Regions from separate parts of the Mus musculus genome. Here all the other regions are linked to region 2. Evidence: chromatin contacts called from ENCODE Hi-C or POLR2A ChIA-PET data. All regions are on one chromosome and are shown on one strand. The core of a region is the stretch at or near the end of the contact, and the rest is flanking DNA. Distances in the headings are between cores, read along the strand shown. Region 1 overlaps Lrmda (leucine rich melanocyte differentiation associated). Region 2 holds the start of A330001L22Rik (a long non-coding RNA gene). Region 3 overlaps Lrmda (leucine rich melanocyte differentiation associated).

Region 1 (2,700 bases), core at 6-2,505, 660 kb before region 2:
TTCCTGTATTTTTGTGGCTCTAAGGATTCAACTCATGCAGGCTCGGCAAATATTTTACCACTGAGAGGCTTCTCCAGCTCCATATCAACTTTCTCAAGGAGTGCATTCAAGACCCTGTAGCTATGTTGGCCTCAAAAAGCGGCGGTGGATTGAAATATCAACTCTGCCCAGTTAATCCCCTGAGCGAGCCACTTGCTCCAGCACTCACAGGCACAGGTGTGGGTGCCCCACATTAATCCTGCAGGGCCCAGAGTGGTTCCAGCCCAGTCCAGCTCCAAACACAAACCATGTGCAAAGACTAGCGTGTCAGGAGGCGCTCTCCTCAAGTCCAAACTGGCAGGCCTTGATGCACCAAGGACCTGGAAACATCTGCAGTTTTGTGACTCTTCCCTGTTTCCATTCCCACAAAGCTTCCTGTGCCTGCTCGGATCACAGAAAGGTCGCAGGCTCCATCTGGCTACCCTGCCCCCTCCACTCTCTCCCTCATCGCTCTCATCCCCCCTAAGGACTTTCTGCCCATTTTGTCACTTCCACCTGTTCTGACAGGTTCCCCTGCCTGACCTCAAGATAGCCCTTGGGGACATTAATCATATAACAGCCGGAGCCGTGAAAGAAACAAGGGTTTGGCTGGATACTGTTACCGTCCCTGTCACCTACTAATCATGTCTCATGACTCGGAAGGGCTTAATCAGACGGCCTGCCCTCTCATTAATCATCTAGGCTCACTCAAACTTCACAGAGAGATTAAAGTTTAGTCTCACTGGCTCCCCATGCCTCCTCCCACTGCAAGCTCCTCTAAAAGTTTCACCAGGGGGAGGTCTCAGGTTCCTCCTGCTTTGCCAACTGTCAGGGTGACTGCAAGGGTCTGATGCCTACCAACTGCACGCAGCTACACACACACACACACACACACACACACACACACACAACCCCCCACCCCCCATCTCTTTCTACTTCTCACCTTTCTAACCATCTCACAATTCAGGGACACAAAGCTCAACCTCCCATGAAATGGGAAGTTTGGGGACCATCAGATCTGGGAAGTCAAACAAAAAACCCGGAAGGACGGAGGAGCTCTTGAACCACCTCAAAGAACTAAGGAAAAGGACGTCCCTGTTTTGTCAACAGCAAAGGAAAGTTAAGCAAAATATTTGTCAACGGTTTCTTCAAAGGGGCGGAGGCGCAGGCAGCTGAGTAATGGTTCCCTGGCAGCAAAAGCCCTCCCCACTCAGAAGGCGCCAGCAGCCCCACGTCACCCGCACTTGCCACTATGCTGAAAGGAGAGCTTCCAGTGGGTCAAAAATAGCCTGCATCCTTTACAAATTTGTTTTAGACCAAAATAAAAATGATGGGAAGAACACCCCAGAAATACCTGGTACAAGAGAGCAGAATGCATTGCTGGTTTGTCCCAGTCCCTAGTACCCTCTGGATTGTAACTCTCTGGGCTTCAAAGGGCTGGAGAAACAGGTCCCAGCCAGAGCCTGCAGCAGCAGCTGCCCGCCCCCTCCCACTGTTGGCTTTTTGCTCACTCCGGGTGCTGTTGACTTATGAAGTGCTGTACAATTATGGGCAACAAGGATAATATTTGCCCTCAGAGTCATGAGAGAACAAATATTTTATCAACATCTAAATCATCTCTCATCTGGCAGGAGAGGAGGAGCGCCCGGGCTCAGTGGTACATGCTTAAGCCGACAGAGAGCCGCCTAGGGAATCTACCTGTATCAACTTGACCTAACAGAATCTGGGACTATGCCCATTGCAACCAGCCCTCCCTGAAGATCCACAGTGCCTGTATCCTTCCAGGCACTGCCCACCATCACGTCTTATCCCACAATCACCACCAAGGAAGGTCCTGTCCTGAGGCTGTGTTCATTTCCAGAAATAGGAACTAGACTCCAGGCTTGGGAAGGTGGGAGACTTCTGTAGATATTTTGGGGGGCAATGAGGGCTTGCCCTGTTGTTGTGTTTGTTTCCATTCACCGATCCTCTGTCACTAGTCCAGAAATGACAGTAGGTGGAAACACTATCTTTCATTACACAAAGTATAAATAGTGTAATCTATCAGCGCCGTCAATCACAATGATTGATTACACGCTGTCATAGAGAAGAGTGACATATTAGAAAAGTTTTGTTAACAATGCCTATTGCTAGTCAGCCTGCCACCGAGGCTGGTGATTAATGTGTTGTCAGCCTGTAATCCCACACCCTTGGCTAATGAGGCAGGAATTTATCATCTTTACAGAGTGGCAGATGTCAGGGAGAAAGGAATCCAAGTGCTGGAAACAATATACTTTTTCTTACTAGGCCTGACAAGTCTGACAGGCCGAGAAAAACCACAAAGCAGCTTTGTATAAGCACCAACCTAAAAGAGGAACTTTTCATTTGGCATCTTAGCTTTAAATACTGCTGTAAACCAGCCTCCGTGGCTTTGGGATGGGGTAGGGTGGGGGGGCACGATTAAAAGAGCTCACAATGAGAAGCTCTGTGAACTTTGTACCTCATCCTCACAGCCCCAGACCTGGGAAAAGGTTACCATGGCAAGCAGACAGCTTTCTTCTTTGAGAGAAGCTGGCAAGAACTCTTCACTTTTACCTGTGACCTTGGGGCTGAGGAAGCAGGGGGTAGGGGGGTGGGGGAGCTGGAGCTGAGGGGTAACCTGCTCCCCCATCACCACCTTGTGCTGGCTTTTACCTGGAGACA
Region 2 (2,700 bases), core at 172-2,671:
CCGTGCGCTCCGACCTTCGGAGTTGAGTTTTAACGCGGCAGTCGGAGCTCACGGAGCCCGGCGGCGCACACCGGTGAGCGCATGTAATCTACGTGGGACGAGAGCCATTCCACGATTCTACCAGTCTTGAAGAGCTGGGGTGGCCTCCCTTGAACTGCCCAGCGCAATGAGAAAACTACTGGAATTGGAGGAAAAGAGACAAACTGAGCCTAGAAACTGAACCCCCGGAGCGAAGAGGACACCCTAGGCCCGCGCTTGCTCCTGCTCTCCTCAGTTCTGTCCACAGCGTCAACTCTCACTCTCCAGGCCTATGAAAGAGGCCAATATGGCAGGTGGCCCAAGGCCTAGCTTCCTATGCTAGGACCACAGGAGCTGACCAGAGGGTGACACCTTTAGAGCCATACAGTGGGAGACACCGGCAGGCACTAACACCCCGCAGGCTGCAAGCAGCTTCAGAGACCTTACCCGGCAGAGTTTGGGGTTGCCATTCTGCCAAAACGTAAGCTGGACTTCTTACTCCAGAGATCATTCAGGCACCTTCACAAAGGTGCCTGTGATCTTGCCATAGTCTCACAAATTTACCTTTCTCAATTGTCGCAGGAGGATCACAAACAGCCAATGTTCTTAACACACACACACACACACACACACACACACACACACACACCAGCCCCAGCCGCTCTTCTTTCCAAATTACCATTAATCGAGTTACCATCCCATTAACTTTGCCAACCTAAGGAATCAAGGAATAAAATCAAAACTCTGTGAAAGAATACTTACGAGAAAATTATATAACTCACCCCCACCCCAGAAAGTTCTCGTTATCCGCGTGGACAGAAACAGAAGGGAAGGGGGACTGGGATGGTAGGAAAGAAATAGGCTGGCAAACAGAAGGAAAAGTCCCCTGAGCGTGCCCGGTTCAGCTCAGGGTGCGCGGTGGTCCGAACCCGGTCTCCAGGCTGGGCCCCCGCCCCTGCGCAGGGCGCAGATCGGCTCCTGGCTCCCAGCTCTCCCAGCCCCACCATTTATCAAAAGGACTTGACAACAAAAGAAGAGCTCTGCGGAAAAGTGGGGGGAGGGGAAATTCAAAGTCTCCCAAGTCCCTCCGAGCAAGGGGGTGTGTCCTCTTCTCACCCCCTTCTACTTTCTACGAGTTTCTGGGAGTAACCCCGGAGCGGACGTTATGGAAGTCGCCCAGCGGCACAGGAGTGCATACGCACTGTGCACCCAGATCCAGGTACAAGTCAGCATGCACAGCGCCTCCCCTCTTCTTTCCAAACAGCCCGAGCGACGGCGCAAATCGAGGGGAACGCCGAAGTCCCGCTCCGCTTCCCTGGAAGAACCGGTTTCCACAGGCAGCCGCCCCTCCCTCTCGCGTTCCTTCCCTCTCCTCTCCCCGCATAGGTCAGTCCTGTCTGGATGGTCTACATCATGCCGTCCAGCAGCCCGATTAAGTCCCGGCTCCCAGGACTGTCGGGATGGCCAGCGGAGGGTAGTGGCGAAGGACCCGGGAGAGGAGGAGAGCGAGCCTGAGACCTGTTTGCCTATGCACATGGTCAGGCCTCTTCTCTTGAGCTATTCAACTCTCGCTACGAACACGGGTCACAGAATTAAGGAGGTTTATTCTACAAGTAACCTCCAGAACTCGGGCTATATTTGATGGCATGGCTCTTTGGAAAGAAATTCCCGAGTCTGGGGTGGGAACACTACCGAGGTCGACAACTGGACATCCTCAAGTTACATTCCCGGGAGGGATTATGCCAGAGAGGCGGGAAACCTCCGCGTTAGACGTCGCCTCCAGCGTCGTTCTTAGGTACTCAGCAGACCCGAACTGGGCGACCCGGATTGACCGAAGCACCCAAAGGTAGAAGGTGTGTCTGTCTCCACAACCCCAAGAGGGAGTGAGCACATCCCAGGCCGGTGCTCCAGACTAGGAGTCCTGGGTGCACCTGCGCACTTTACTCTCACTATTTCATTTTCCTGACTGTGGACGCCCCTTTCCCCTCTTTCTTTTTCTTACACACCCTCCACACACACAAACACACACACAGGTGCCAGGAGGCTGCTGCTCTTTCCCCCTCCTTCAGTTTCTTCTCGGTCTCTTCCTTCCTCTGTCTCACTCTAGGTCTCTCTTTTTCCCTTCAAGTCTCACCCGCCTTGTAATCAGCAACAAAAGCTGACATAAATCACGGGCAGATTGACAAGAGCTGACAAATAACTGATTGATTGCGGTCGAGGCACATTGACAATTGATGGAGGGGTGGAGATGCCCAGAGAAACAGGGGGTGCGGGGGGGGGGGAGAGTAGCAAGACGAAAGCAAGAATGGGGGGGGGGCTGAAGTGTGAAACAGGGGAAACATGTGACCCCCCGCTCAAGCCCCAATCTGAGCGTCCTTCGGTGTCACGTGACCGGGAAGGGCGGAGAGCCCGGCGCACGTCGCGAGGACGAGCAGCCACCGCCTCCGTTGCCCTTCTAGCTTCTGGTTTCTCTGCTGCTGAACCTCTGGAAATCCAAGCGGGCGGGCAGACTTTCTGCAGCATCGACTTTCCTTACCCGGGTGGCCGCGCCACGCAAAATCTTAATTTCTGAAAAGATTTTTTTTGTATACAGGCTCCCACTCATCCCTGGAGTTGACTGTTCAGCAGGTATCCACATTACCGCCTGCGTTTCTTCTCCCGAAGTCTGTTAACACTCCCTCC
Region 3 (2,700 bases), core at 3-2,502, 980 kb before region 2:
CATCATAGTGGGGAAGACATAGCAGCAAACAAGTTAGAAATGATGGTAGCAGCAAACAAGATAGAAATGATGGCAGAAGAAGGAGGCTGGGTGGCCACGTTGTATCCACATTTGGGAAACAGAGGACAATTAATCAGGAAATGAAACCAGACTATAAAGCCTGGAGGCCCACTCACCATGACTCACTTATGCCATGGAGACTCAACCCTGCCCCTAAGGAGTCCACATCCTTCCCAAACAGTGCCACTGTCAGGAAATTAAATGTGCAAATTCTTGAGCCTACAGGGACAATTCACAATCGAGTTACAATACAAAGAGAGTGTCCAGTGAACATCCATTGCCTATGATTTCTGACTGCTTAGAGGGTAGACAACTGTGAGTTACATCTTTCAAGAACAGGCCTGTGGGAACAAAGCCCAGCAGAACAATAGGGGAGGGAAGGAGGGAAAGTCGGGTGAAGCAAGACGCACCTGAGCTACAGGCAAGCATCTCAAATGCTTGCCTAACAGCGGCCCTCTTCTCTCACATCCCCACTCTCACTCCACCACACACACTGCAGTGGCACCAAAGCACGCAAAGCATTTATTAACCAGCATGAAATCCATTTAACGCTTCTCTGGATGCACTAATTAGCTTTTGTATTTGGGGGCACAGCAAAATGCAGAACAGAAAGGCAAAATCCAGGGTTCATTAACATTCTGTGTAACGATTCAGATGTCTCCATGAGGTCCTGAACTATACCTCCATAGACAGTCCTGAGTGGTGGAGAAAGTTCCTTTTAGAGGGGATGAAGGGGGGAGAGGAGCTTTCAAACACTGGAGTCAAAAATAATAAACACTGGTTAATGTGCTATCTATCTGTGGGACTTTACCCTCATCTACAAAGTTCCCATTTCCATTAATAAACATCTCCAGGAACATTATAATTCCTTTGGAAAATGAAAAGTGCTTGGCAAGGAGATTTTGATTTCCAGCCAGCCCTTATTTGGTCCTGTGTGCAGAGGATCTGTTAAGCTTCATGCAATTAGCGGGCCAAGACGAGCACTGAGCAGGGGATATTTTTTAGTTCATTGAATCATACCAAATCTGAGTCTATTTACCAAAAGGAATAAGAAATATGTGTCTGGCTAGGCTCTTAGTAGGGGCCAGAGGAAGCCTTGACATCTCACTGACTCATTGCTATTTTGTCTTGACACTTGGAATTCACCACCAGAAGAGTGGCAGACTGCAAAGTCTCGGGCTAGGTTTATAGAAAGGCTGGAGAAAATGGCTTCATAGGTGAGTCAAGCCAAAGAAGTCACAGAATGAGGCCAGGAGCAGCTGTGTGCCTGACTAGACAGCCATTCTCCAGTGTGATGATCACAGGCCATGTGCACCTGGTGTAGAGTTGAGGCTGTTTCTTAAAGGTGTGCACACAGATGATTACGTCCTGATACATCAGTCATTTAAGAGAGACAAATCAAGCTTCCCCCAAACCTATCCATTCCTGGGTCTGAATATCAATAAACGCAAGTATTATGTTGGTTCTGATAGATGTCCATTATAGTAAGATGGCCAAATCAATTGACTAACAGAATTTGACTAAAGTATCCATACACTTGTCTCCAAATAAGCTATCAATAAGCCATTTTTATTCATCTAAATGTTTACACATAGCTAAAAGAATTAACAGCATGATCTTCAAAGATTAATTATTATTAGAAATGAAACAGTATTACATATCCAATGCAGGCTGCCAATGCAGCTCCATAGATTTATTGTAATGTCAAGGTGGAATATAAAATCCAACAACCCACCCTTGTATAGAGAAGAGGGGTGACTCTCCTTCATAGAAGTTCAGACAGCCAAATGTATACACAGCAGTGAGGCCAACTTTTTTTTTTTTTTAATTAAACAGCCAGCAGTTTTTGGAAGCCGTAGGGTTGTGAAAAACAAGCTTTGGTCCAAGTTTAATGGCCTAGGAAATTATGCATTTCTATCAGGCTTGTTAGGGAAGATCCAAGCTGAGAGAGAACCCACTCATTTTCCTCAGATAATATGCCATGTACTCTGTATATAATGCTTCCCAAAGATAGGAGGTCTCTAATATTTATCATCATCATAGCTAATATGAACGTTTACTATTAAGTCTTCCCATGTCTGGTAGTTAATTCTATAGCAAATGCTGAGTCATTACTGCTAGGGGAATACATGCTCAGGTTCCTGGAGTCCTCTGATCACAGGATTTTTTATTGCCTGATCAAGCTATCATCTAGGAAAGATAGCCTCAGTTTGGAAAGTGCTCACTCCTTGGGCATAAAGACCTGAATTTTGATTCCTAATATTAAAGTCTAATATAGCATCATGCATCTGAAAACCCAACTTGGGGGAGGAGGGATCAAGAAGAGACAGGCATATCCTTGAGTTTATTGAATAGCCAGTCTGGCCAAATATTTGAATTCCAGGTTCAATGAGAGATCCAGTGTCAAAAAATGGAATGGAGAGTATTGAGGCATAAACCCATTGTCAACCTCTGGCCCCTACATGTATAACCACAGACAGGCATGTATACCTACAGGCCCATGTGCACACACCACATTCATGCATGCCCTCTACACACAAAAAAGATATAACCTTGATGTTTATGTGAAACTTACTTTATATACTATCTTGATTTGTTAATCAAACTTATAGTCAACAGCATAGTCACTCCTATGTGATC

The links. A loop is a pair of places that touch in the nucleus more often than their neighbours do. ChIA-PET counts read pairs that join two places held with the same protein, here RNA polymerase II (POLR2A).
Region 1: a loop to region 2 is called in a map of gastrocnemius, with 5 times the contacts of the local background. The contact joins the enhancer-like site here to the promoter of A330001L22Rik in region 2. A Hi-C loop is called at or near these places in 1 of 37 maps with a recorded cell type or tissue (gastrocnemius). POLR2A ChIA-PET finds 5 or more read pairs at or near these places in 1 of 5 experiments (Patski).
Region 3: a map of heart shows a loop between it and region 2 (2.3-fold over the local background). The contact joins the enhancer-like site here to the promoter of A330001L22Rik in region 2. A Hi-C loop is called at or near these places in 1 of 37 maps with a recorded cell type or tissue (heart). POLR2A ChIA-PET finds 5 or more read pairs at or near these places in 1 of 5 experiments (Patski).

Annotation. Positions count from the first base shown.
Region 1 is chr14:22,649,291-22,651,990 of GRCm38, reverse strand. All of the region lies in intron 5 of Lrmda (leucine rich melanocyte differentiation associated), which reads right to left. Among named protein-coding and RNA genes, the nearest start is that of 4930405A10Rik, 110 kb to the right of the region's middle. Within about 2 kb of position 1,255, at least 1 of the 3 ENCODE cell types and tissues checked has a DNase peak (open chromatin) inside an H3K27ac peak, as active enhancers do.
Region 2 is chr14:21,988,196-21,990,895 of GRCm38, reverse strand. It overlaps A330001L22Rik (a long non-coding RNA gene), which reads right to left and starts at 1,421. Exons shown (of 2, transcript XR_001781181.2): 1 at 1-1,421. Zfp503 (zinc finger protein 503) reads left to right here and starts at 1,295. Exons shown (of 3, transcript NM_145459.3): 1 at 1,295-1,871; 2 at 2,612-2,700.
Region 3 is chr14:22,963,354-22,966,053 of GRCm38, reverse strand. The region is part of intron 6 of Lrmda (leucine rich melanocyte differentiation associated); the gene reads right to left. Among named protein-coding and RNA genes, the nearest start is that of Gm30783, 32 kb to the right of the region's middle. Within about 2 kb of position 1,252, at least 1 of the 3 ENCODE cell types and tissues checked has a DNase peak (open chromatin) inside an H3K27ac peak, as active enhancers do.